2 separate regions of the Homo sapiens genome follow, and region 2 is linked to region 1. A link is a loop called in an ENCODE intact Hi-C map of the cell type or tissue named here. Cell type or tissue: ascending aorta. All regions are shown on one strand. Each heading gives the region's core, and the rest is flanking DNA. Links, peaks and the distances in the headings are about the cores only. Region 1 overlaps LINC01847 (long intergenic non-protein coding RNA 1847). Region 2 has its middle 13 kb from the start of LINC01847.

Region 1 (5,380 bases), core at 206-5,205:
CCCAAACCACAGTGTCTGGTTATTCAACTTAGCCAAATCTGATAACATTTCTGAACTTAATTTACCTATCTGTATATAGAGATTAATAATCCCTCACTTTAGTTAACAGTGTCCAAGCATGTTGCCATTACCATGGTTTTATTTTTTTCTCCAGGAAGTTAAATTAATTTTTAAAAAACAGCTCAGAGTTATTGAGCATTTTTTATGTGCCAAGAACCAAATCTCTTTATATTCATGTTGTGGTTTATTCTCACAACATCTTTATGGAGTAGTTATGTCATTATTCCCATTTTAAGGGATGAGGAAACCAAGATGAAGTAACTCATCCAAGAAGTAAAGGGACCTCTCTGAATGAAGAGCTCAAATCCACAAGTTCTACCCTCTGATACAGGGGAATAAAGTATTCCTTCCATTGTTCAGGGAAGAGGACAAAGGCAGGGGGGCCCAGAGGCATGGACAAGTTAACACATCAGCAGAATAAGGATAAGAAAGAGAGTGGGCTTTACTTTAAGGATGGGGCTTTTATGATACAATCTTACATCTCTGTTAAAACTCATAAGGATGTGGAGACTCAGAAATGCAGTTCTGGTGACTCCATGAAACAAACTGTATTTGGATGACGCCCCACTCCCCAGAGAGGTCTAAGGCTGCCCAAGGTCTTTCTTCAAGCAGTCCTTTCTCCTGTTGTCCCTGCTCCTTAGGTGAGTCTGCTGGCTCTGTGCCCACACCCAGGTCTGGGGTTTATAGCCTGGGCTGCCCTTACACCCCTGGGGAGACCTCCCATAGCCTCCTGACCCTGAACGGTGGCCCGAGGCTCCATGGACCTTTCTTTTTCAGGAGGCAGTGCTCCCTGCCAAGAAGGTGTCTGCTTTGGGCGGGAGGGGAATGAGTACAGAGACAACTTGGTTCTGTGCCCTGATCTTGGTTAGGAGAGGTCTTCAGGGGAGTTTGAGTCCCAGTGACCAGCCCCAGAAGCTTTCAGGAATTTTAGATTCTTGACTTGGCCCCAAATAACCCCCTGCTGGATCTGCTGGTGTCTCCACTGCCAAAAAGCCTAAGGAGGACATGGAAGCCTCCCCCACAGAGACCTCCCGCCCTCAGCCCTCTTGGATGTGCACACTGGAGCCTCCTTACAGGGACATGACCTTCAGATGGCGTGCCTCACTCGGGAAGGTCGACTGAGGCTGGAAGGGCAGCTCAGGGAAGACAATATCAAACTCTCAAGAGTTGATGGTTCTATTTTATACTTCAACTTTCACCCCCTTTCCTTCCTTCAACTTCTTAGTTCTTTTCTCTTCTGTCACGTGAAAGAACCAGTAAATTCTGGGTTCAAATACCAGCTCCCTTACAATCATCTTTGTGACTGTTGGAAAACTGCATAACCTCTCCCTGCCTTGGCATTTTTAAACCTGTAAATTAGGGATGATAAAATCTTTGCAGTTTTTAAGAACCACAGATAGAGTATACCAAATGCCAAATATTTAATAAACAGCAACAATGATAATAATATTTTAGTATACTACCATATGGCATGGTAAAGAAAAATTAGCTAAAGGGATTTTATTTTATCTCTAAAAATGCTGTGGACCAAGACATTTAGGAATAGGTCTTTAATCAAGGTTCAGGAGACTTAAGAATAAATAGGCATCTCAGCTGTAGAAAAATGTTACAGAGGTTGCATAAGAATCAATCCCACAGTCATGTCTCTAAGTGTCAAGATCTCTCTGCTACTCTGATCTTTCTGTCTCTCTAGGTCCCCATATACATGTCCTTGTCTCCTTTTACCTGTCACTGGACAGCATACACACACTCAGAGACTGCTCCTGCCTTGGGCCCTTCAACCCCGAAGAGAGCAGAAAAATGGATTGTAAGTTGATTGGCCAAACTCATGGGAAAGCAAGGAAACTGCTGTGATGATGGCTGGGCTTGGGGCCCCTGTCAGCAGAAGACTCTATTGGCTGATGAAGCTGATGGCAGGGCCACGTTGGAGGTACACCAGTTCCTAGGGAAGTCTGATGGCAACAGTTCCTGGCAGGTATTTTACTGTCTCAGACTAGAGCCTATTCACATGGCACTAGGCCTTCTGCTCTCCCACTAAGTGATTCTCTATGTGTCACATGCTAGCAATAGACAACTGGATCCTAAAACAGGGACATCAGAAGCTTAGCTCTGCAAACTGAGGGACTTTACGCGGTCAGAGAGGAGGGTGATAACACATCAAATATCTAATGCAGGAGACGACAAATAGGCTGCATGCTCCACACAATCAAGGCTAATTATTTGAGCACGCTTCTAGATTGGGAAGGGAAGTTAAAAAAAAAATGAAAAAGTAAGGAAAAAAAAAAGCAAGCTTCTTATCTGAAATTGCAATCCTACCCCTGAAGAAGCACACATCTGGAATTCATTCCCTGAGACAGTGAGCCATAGACCAGCTCTGTACCAGGACCCGGCCCAGCTGCCACGCGCTAGTGACTGAGCGCAGGCTGTGCTTTGCAAGGGGTTGATAGAATGTTTCTTGGATAAATATTCCTGCCAAAGTTAGTTTTTGAGCCATGGCTCGTAAATATACAGTATTCCAGGGAAAAAGTACAGAATGTCCTCCTGGGGTTGACAAGCAAATAGTTTCATAAATAACCCTTTTGACACGTGTAAGATGTTAACATTTCTGAGGTTTTGGGCAGGGGCAAATGTGGATTTGATTGCTCGATTCAGTCTGGAGCCACAACTGGACTTGGATGTTATTTCTTGGGGGCCCATGGAAATGTTTTTTTTGGCTTGCGAGCCCTTGTCCTGCTTGTCGGCCCTGAGGACAAAGGCTTCCTCTTGGAAGATTCTGGGCCAGTGCAGGGTACCGCACAGGTGAATCCGACCAGACCAGCAATCAAGGAGACTGGCAAGGGACATCCGGTAGATGCAATCCTTACTCAACAGGAGGGCAGGGCTGAGCCACAATATTGACTGTTTTAGAGGCACCGACAGTGCCCAGCCTGGGGACTGTTTTCGTAAGAGGGAGAAAGTTCCAAAGAAACCTCCTATTTTGATAGTTTTTTTTTTTCTTAACAGTAAATTTGGGGCAGAGCCTGAATGGGCTAGATCAAATACTATGTCTATAGGGATTTTAGTCCAAAGCCCAACTGCATCTTTAATCAGTTACTGGGACAGATTGGGGTTTGTCAAAAACGTGTTTCACACTGACCCTGTCATATTTCTAGAATTCTACCTTTGAAACGCATTGAGGTCCAACCTATTCACATGTAGAGTGTTATCTGGGCAAAAGAGATGAAGACATTACATTCTTGAGATCCTTGATAATCATTTATATGGCGCTTTAAAGTTTTCCTAAGCCCTCCCACATCTACAACTGCAAATGAACCCTAGAATAACACTGTGGCACCTGGTCAATAGGGCAGCTGTCACCATTCCCATTTTACAGGTGGGAAGCAGAAGTCAGGTGAGAGGAAGATAATTGGCTAAGGCTTCCTGGTAGTAAATGGAAGAACAAGGATTTGAATTGGGGCCCCTGGCCTTTTGAAGCTATGTCAACAAAAGGCTTGGTTTATCAGACAGGCTAGGAAAGCAGAGAGCAGGACCTGGAGGAAAAGAGATCTGGGATAAGAAGATTTTGAGGCAGGAACAATGAAAACAATGAGAAGAGGGCTCTGAGCATTTTGGGGACCCTGTTCCGATGGGAGGCCAACAGCATCTGATTTTTATTATGCCTTAACCAGGCGTCGGGATGATAACTAGCCACACCTGTCCTCACATGCTACCTTCCTGGGGCTGGAGCTGGTGGCAGATGCAATGTCACCATGATGTTCCCAGGTGTGAGAAGAGCCCTTGCAGGTCTCAATTACAATACATTGACAGACAGCACGGCAGCCTGATTCTGAAGATGGTTCCAAATTCACCTGTGGAGACAGGAATGTAAAAAAATTTAAAAACAGGATAAGAAGTCTCTCCACTCTCTCATTTACTAGGTATATTGTATTTCTGTAGATTAACTTAAAAGGTCTAAATCCACCTTCAGTGAAAGTTAAGATAAAAATAATGGTAATAACTGCTGTCATCTGACTGCTGAGCCATATACCGGTCCCAGAGTCCAGCCCTTAATATGTGGAAACAGTTTATTGAGTGGACTGAACTCAACAGGGACACAGACAGGAAATGGATTTCTCTTTCTCTCCAAATGCTGCACTTCCAAACACTCTGCTAACTCCCTCCAGCCCCTGGATGACTTATCGGACAGATTCATACTTTTATTTCTCATCAGTTTAGCTTAACAAGTACTGTTTTTGTTAGGAACCAAACTCGAGTCAGCTTGCCTGGCTTAGTAAAACCAGGTATCTACCCCAAGGTTTGTAGTGATGGAACAAAAGGTTTTTATTGTAGGGGACCAAGCGAGGGGGTCCAAACTGTTGAATGTTTAAATCCTGACCTACCTGATGGCTTGTAGGCAAGGATTTTTAAAGGCAGGGGTAAACTACAGGAAAGCGGAAGTCACAGTATGAATCATAAATTAATACATGAAGGTAACACATTGGACCTAAAAGGGTGAGATATGTTGAAGTAGAGCTTACAAGTCATAGGTAGATTTAAAGACTTTATGATTTGTAATTGGTTAGGGAAGAAAAACTTTGTTTAAAAATTTGAGGTCAGTGGAAGACTGTTAACTGGCTAGGGGGTGTGACTTTTTCTAAGCCCCCACCCCAGGAAGACACTTAGAATAAAGAATGCTGGTTAAAGTTTAGTCATTATTTTCTCCTTATCTGAGATCTACATGTCACTGGATCTGTTCAGTGGGGGTTGAGTTTCTGAAAGACAACTGAAGGACACATGTGAAGATATTATCTTGAGGTTCTATAGGGAAAGGAAACATCTCTTGGACTGTAACTTTCTTAGCTATTGTTTTAGGCTACTATTACTTTTGTGTTTAAGAAATTATTTCTTTCTTGGACTAGCTAGGTGCCTGGGATTTCCCCTGAAGGAAATCAGGATTTGGGATCTGCAGGCTCTTAAAAAAGGGGATCCCTATTCTGTCTTACTTTTGGCATTTATACTCAATTTCAGATGCTAAATGGTCCTTCAAGGTTATACCAGACTTCAGTCTCCCATCCTATTCAAAGTCCCCCCAACCCCAACTCAGGCTATAGGGATCTGTTGTGGGTTGGGAGGGAGCACATGGTATCTTTTTTCACTTGTACTGAACTTTCTTTCAACTCTCTGTGGCTGGCTCCTTCAGAGTCAGGGTAGGGTGGGCATTAAGGAAGAAGGGAGTCCCTTGCAAAAATGCTGGAATCAGCCATCAGTTCTACTTTGGGGCAGTTGCCCATTTGCTGGCACTCCAGGATATACTCGCAGATTCTCAAAAGCCTTGAATGAA
Region 2 (5,380 bases), core at 268-5,267, 97 kb before region 1:
CCTATGAGGTCCCTATGGCAGAGCCCCCTGTGACTCATCCTTAGCAAGAGGCAGCTTCAAGTATTTGCTTTCTTTCTAGGCCTGGAACTTCTGGGCACTGCTGAGTTGTCACCTGGCTTGGGAGACTCACTGAATCAAGATGAAATCAATTAGCATGGGAGACCTGCCAACTCATCCTCCATGCCCCCAGCAGACAGCTTAATTTCCTTGCTGGTGAGAACTCCTCATTGGCAAGGATCTTGCTCCTGTCATGGGGGATTTTCCAGGAGATTCACATGTCTCTCTTTAATGGCTACAAAAAGTCAATTAATGAGCTGAAAAGGCAGAAATGAAGAAGAAGGTGGAAGGGAGATGAGCATAGACAAACAGAGAATGTGATCAAAGATTAGAAAAAAGAGCCAGACATTTAAGGCAGACTATGGGTCCCTTGAGAAAGGATGCCTTGGTTAAAGGTGATGGCACTGGCTACACTAGCTCCTGCTCTCCAAAATCATCACCATTACTTAAGCATTGAAAGACAACTGGATGTCAGTTTTTAATCCCTGAATGATACTAACTTATTGTGCTTTTTGGAGCAAGTTTTTCCCTTTTCTGGATTGCATAGCATGGAGATTAAATGCGCAGACCCTGGAGTCAGACTGCTTAAATTTTGAATCTAGTCTCTACCATCTATGAATTGATTCTGAGAAAGTCATTTAATTTCTCTAAGACTTAGTCTTTTTCAACTGTATAATGGGGATAATAATAATATTGTTCTCAGAGGTTGTCACAACGGTTAAGTGCAACAATGCTTGTAGAGTTACAAGTACAAAGGCTGGCTCATGGTAAACACTGTCTAACTTGGGATGTTTTTCGTTGCAGCTCATCAAACCTCCAGCTCAAAGTGGCATAAAAAAGAATGTGTAATAGCTTTATTTAGAAAGAAGTTCTGGAAGAGGATGTCTTCAAGGTTGGTTAAATAAGTGCCTCAGTGGTGTCATCAAGGACCTGGGATTCCCCATATTTCTGTTTTGTGATCCTGTGCATTGGCTCCAACCTTAGGCTGATAGCAGGATGACTACATCACTTCCAGGCATCACATCTAGATGTGTTAGTGTTAGTGTCCAGAGGAAGAAGAATGATGTCTCTTCTGAGACTCTCTATTTGAAATGAAACTTTTTTTGTAGAATCCCATTAGCAAATATGTGCTTATGTCTCATTGGCCAGAATTGGGTCACATGCCTGTTGTGACCAATCACTGGTAGGCAGCATTTGACCAATAGAACTCACCCTGGAGTTGGGGGCTGCAGTCAGTTTCACCTGAGGCTACATGGAGGGAAGTTGATTGAGGTTCTATTAGGAAGGAAGAAGGCTGATATGGATGCTGGCTAGGCATCTGACAAAAATCTCCAGAAAAATAAATAAATTTCACTATTATTATTTTTATTATTACTGTTATTCTCATCACTTTCTTGTTTGGACTGCTTGCTCTCCCAGTCTCTTTCCTGTTCTGATAGTCTGTGACTCTGATCTTACTCAGCATTCTCAGTGTGGGCTGGGCTAATTTGGTCCCTGCATCTTCTGATGAGAGGGCAGCTGAAATGTACCATTTCTGCTTCCAACTTTCTTTTCCCTCTTACAAACACTTCAGGTGGAAGAGCCAAACATTCCCAGGTGTGCTGAGCTACTAAGAACCAGCCAAAGGAAATTAATTTCAAGATTCCAGCCTGTCACTCACAACAGTGAGTTGTGTAACTGAGCGGAGGAGACAGTTGATTATGTGCCAAAGCATCTGCCTTTTCAGTTGTACATATGGGAAGCCTTTCTCTATTCAAGATGGCAAGTCCATCTCAAATAGTGTTTTGCATTGCAGGGTGGTAGATCTGAACATTTCTAGTTCATTTGGCTAACTCCTCTGTGTTTTATGGTTACAGATTACATAGTTGATACATTTTTTTCAAAGAAGAACCAGTGTGGATAGATTGGTGAAAAACCACTCCCATTTTTGGAGAAACAACCTGTCTTAGTCTGTTTTGCACTGCTATAACAGAATATCACAGACTGGGTAATTTATAAAGAACAAAGATTTATTTTTTATGGTTTTGGAGGCTGGGAAGTCCAAGATCAAGGGGCCTGAATCTGGTGAGGCCCTCCTTGTTGTATTATCTCATGGTGGAAGTGGAAAGGGCAAGAGAACATACACAAGAGAGGGGAAGGGGGACAAACTCATCCAATTATCAGGAACCTGCTTCCATAATAACAAACCCACTTCCTGGATAATGGCATTAATCCTTGCATGAGGGCAGAGCCCACATGACCTAATCACCTCTTAAAAGTCCCACCTCTCAACACTGTTGCATGAGGAATTAAGTTTTCAAATTTCCAGCATATGAACTTTCAAGCCATAACACAACCCCAAACATAATAGCATGCCATTTAGGGATTGGGAAAATATTCCTCACTTACATGGGACAATCAATTATTTTTTGCATCCCAATCCTGAAGCATAGCTTAAGTCTACATCCATAATTGATTTGATTTTTTTCTTTTTAATTTATTTTTGGCTTTAGGCCATAACAAAGGCTGCTTGTGGAGACGATGCCACAGACCACTTCTCTCTGTCGCAAGTAGTCAGCTCATTCAACCACTGGCAACCCCTCATCCACTGGTCAATTGGCCTGGGTCAAGTAAAAGTGATGTGTTTGGTATTGAGGGTATATATGAGCCTATTGCCTCATAGTGTAGATAACAATTCCTTCCAACAGTCAGGTTAGACCCTGCTGTCTGATGTCATAAACTCCCAGGCAAGTGGCAGATATTCAGCACCATGGGAGTTCTCTCAAGAACCAGTCAGGAAGTCTCTGGAATCTGGCAAAGTGAATTATGGTTCATTGAGTAAGATGTTCATCACCCTCTTCTTAGAAATAAATTCCATTTGCATCATCAGGGAGTCATAGACTCTTAGAGCTTGAAGTAACTTTGGACATTATGTGTTTAAATATTTTTGCAGCCAAGTCCATGGGGAAGGCCTAATTTGTGTCCTGCTGCAGGGACTCTGACACAGAAATTCTGTTTATATGAAGTCCCTGTAGGCCTTCTAGGAGAACCAGTGGGGAACATGTTGGCACTGACTGTTGCTCTAGGCTAAATTTCTTCAACCAAAGTGGACAACAAGAGTTGCCCTTTAAGTCTTGTACTGAACTGACTCTAAGTTTGAGTCTAATTCTTGGATAGTCTGTTAGAGAAGGGGTAATTTTGGATTCAACACTTTCTGCATCTTGCCCTCTGTTTCAATCCCAAAGAAATCTCTCTGAAGTTCCTAGAAGAGGGAACATGGTAAAAAAATTACATGTGTGAGTCAAATAAAAGAATCATCGTGCCAGACTGCAAGACATTGAGAACACAGGGAAACTCTTCTTGGGAGTTTGAAAAGAGGTGGGTTTTTTGATTGTAGGAGTGGAGGCATGATAAAAACCAAGTTGGAAGGGGGAAAAAGAGAAGGAGCAAGGGCCACTTGTGAGATAGAGAGCTTGCTTGAGTGACAAGTTAAGACTTGCCTTAAGGGTAACAGTAAACATGGTGGCTTGGAAAGCCTAGAACCAGCAACTGGCACAAGAGAATGTCAGTGGCCAGTAAAGAGGTGGTCATGTGAACTGAGCTTATCCAGTCTGTCTCCCTCTCCTAGGACCTTGAATCTTGGGAAGATTGGTTGGCCTTCATTTATTCCAGCCATGGCGTCTTGATATTGTCAGTTTGGAGAGCTTCTCAGCATTCTCTCTCTCTCCCTCTCTCTCTCTTTGGTTAGAGTTGAGTTCTGTTGATTGCATTTAAATTGCCCTAACAGTTACAGGGTCCCTTTGCCAATTAACTAATTGCAAAATGAACAGACACCCAGGAGCAAGTTTGGCAATTTAGAGAGCTTGAGCCCTGAAGCCACGAGTTCATCCCTGTTCTGCAGCTTGGATATTACCAAGCACAGCTGTATGATCAGGCTATTGGGTGATGGAAACATGTCAATAGTGAATGCCTGACGCTTTGCTGCAGGTGGAAGACACAGATGGTTAGCTCTTATGACAGTTTTCCTTGTCAGAAATCATTGTTCTCTTTTTTGTCTCAATATGACCCGTGCCAGCAGAAGGAGGGCTCTGGGAGTCAGCACAGCTGGGAACCAGTACTATCTGATCGTGGGCAAGTTGCTCTACCTCTCTGCAGTCAGTTTCCTCACCTATAAACCAGTGAAACAATACATAACAACCCGACATATAAAGCTAAGAACAGCAGGATTGCACTGCTGCCAGAGGATGCTGGTGGGTGGAATCCTGTCTACTCAGGAAGGATTCCTGTACACTTTCCTGCTACCTCCTCTTTTGGTCCTTGAGGTTCTTCTGGGGAACCCTCAAGGTCTGAGGCACACCCTTTGATGACTACATGGCTAGATGATCTGTAAGGGACTTTCTAGCCTACGAGTCTATTAATTTATTTTACAAAACAGTCACATTTCCATAGTTCCTCCTCTTCATCCCCTCCCTACTGCATAAGCCTCAGCACTGCACACATACAAACTTTATGCACACAGGGAGGAAGAAAATGAGCAGTTTTTGTGTTCAGCGCTTGCAGATGGGACCTTCTGTGTTTCCAGAGATGGCTAGGATCATTGACAAGATGCTAAGGAGCCACAAATAGGTCCAGTGCAATGTCCTTCTGCAAAAGCGAAGCCTGAGCCCTTTTCGGGACACCCATGCCACTAGTCAGGCTTTCCAGGACTTCATGGCTCTGAATCAGAATTTCAGAGGTGCAAGAAGTTCTGAAAGCCTCCAGTCCCTACAGCCCATGCCCGGAAATCCTAGGATAGTATACTTCTCTGAGAGCGTCCTGACCTCTCAGATCTATTTATAATATTGGTATTTAAAGGTGTACAAGAGATGTCAGCATTTCTACTCTATTCACTCATACTCCTTCCCAAAGATTCTTCCCTCCTCTCTAAGACAGCCTTCGAATCCTTGCTAAAGAGATGCCTAATACAGCCACATTTTGTACCAGTAGATTCCTCCCCACTGCCTGACAGCCACTGCTGATAGGTCTAGGAGTGACCACTTGACCAATCAATTCCTCTCTATTGGGACACAGAGCCTCTGTCATTTAGATGCTGACAGACATGAAGCTGTGAGGGGGTATGTCTTTGGGACAGCTGCCATGTTGAGCCATGTGCAATAGAGAAAATTGGCATGCCAAGAAGAGAATGTAGTAGATACACAAAATGAAGGTAGATATAGAGAACATGGGAATGGGTAGGGGCAGAGGAGAAAAGGGCAGAGAGAGAGAGAGAGAGAGAGAGAGAGAGAGAGAGAGAGAGAGAGAACTTTCTGATATTGTTCTCATTCCACAAGACCCTGTAATCTTC

What was found. A loop is a pair of places that touch in the nucleus more often than their neighbours do. Peaks named below come from ENCODE experiments on the same cell type or tissue, not always from the same donor. Only the 100,000 strongest peaks of a DNase experiment are listed, where the experiment ranks them.
Region 2: a loop joins it to region 1, with 3 times the contacts of the local background. A loop is called at or near these places in 5 of 110 quality-filtered maps.

Annotation. Positions count from the first base shown.
Region 1 is chr5:159,784,620-159,789,999 of GRCh38, reverse strand. All of the region lies in intron 2 of LINC01847 (long intergenic non-protein coding RNA 1847), which reads left to right. Among named protein-coding and RNA genes, the nearest start is that of LINC01847, 84 kb to the left of the region's middle. In ascending aorta, for the core only: no CTCF peak of the experiment used is centred there; DNase peaks (open chromatin) are centred at 2,449 and 2,784; H3K27ac peaks cover 5,000 bases.
Region 2 is chr5:159,881,257-159,886,636 of GRCh38, reverse strand. It overlaps a transcript of ADRA1B not described here. Among named protein-coding and RNA genes, the nearest start is that of LINC01847, 13 kb to the right of the region's middle. In ascending aorta, for the core only: no CTCF peak of the experiment used is centred there; DNase peaks (open chromatin) are centred at 2,766 and 3,056; H3K27ac peaks cover 3,700 bases.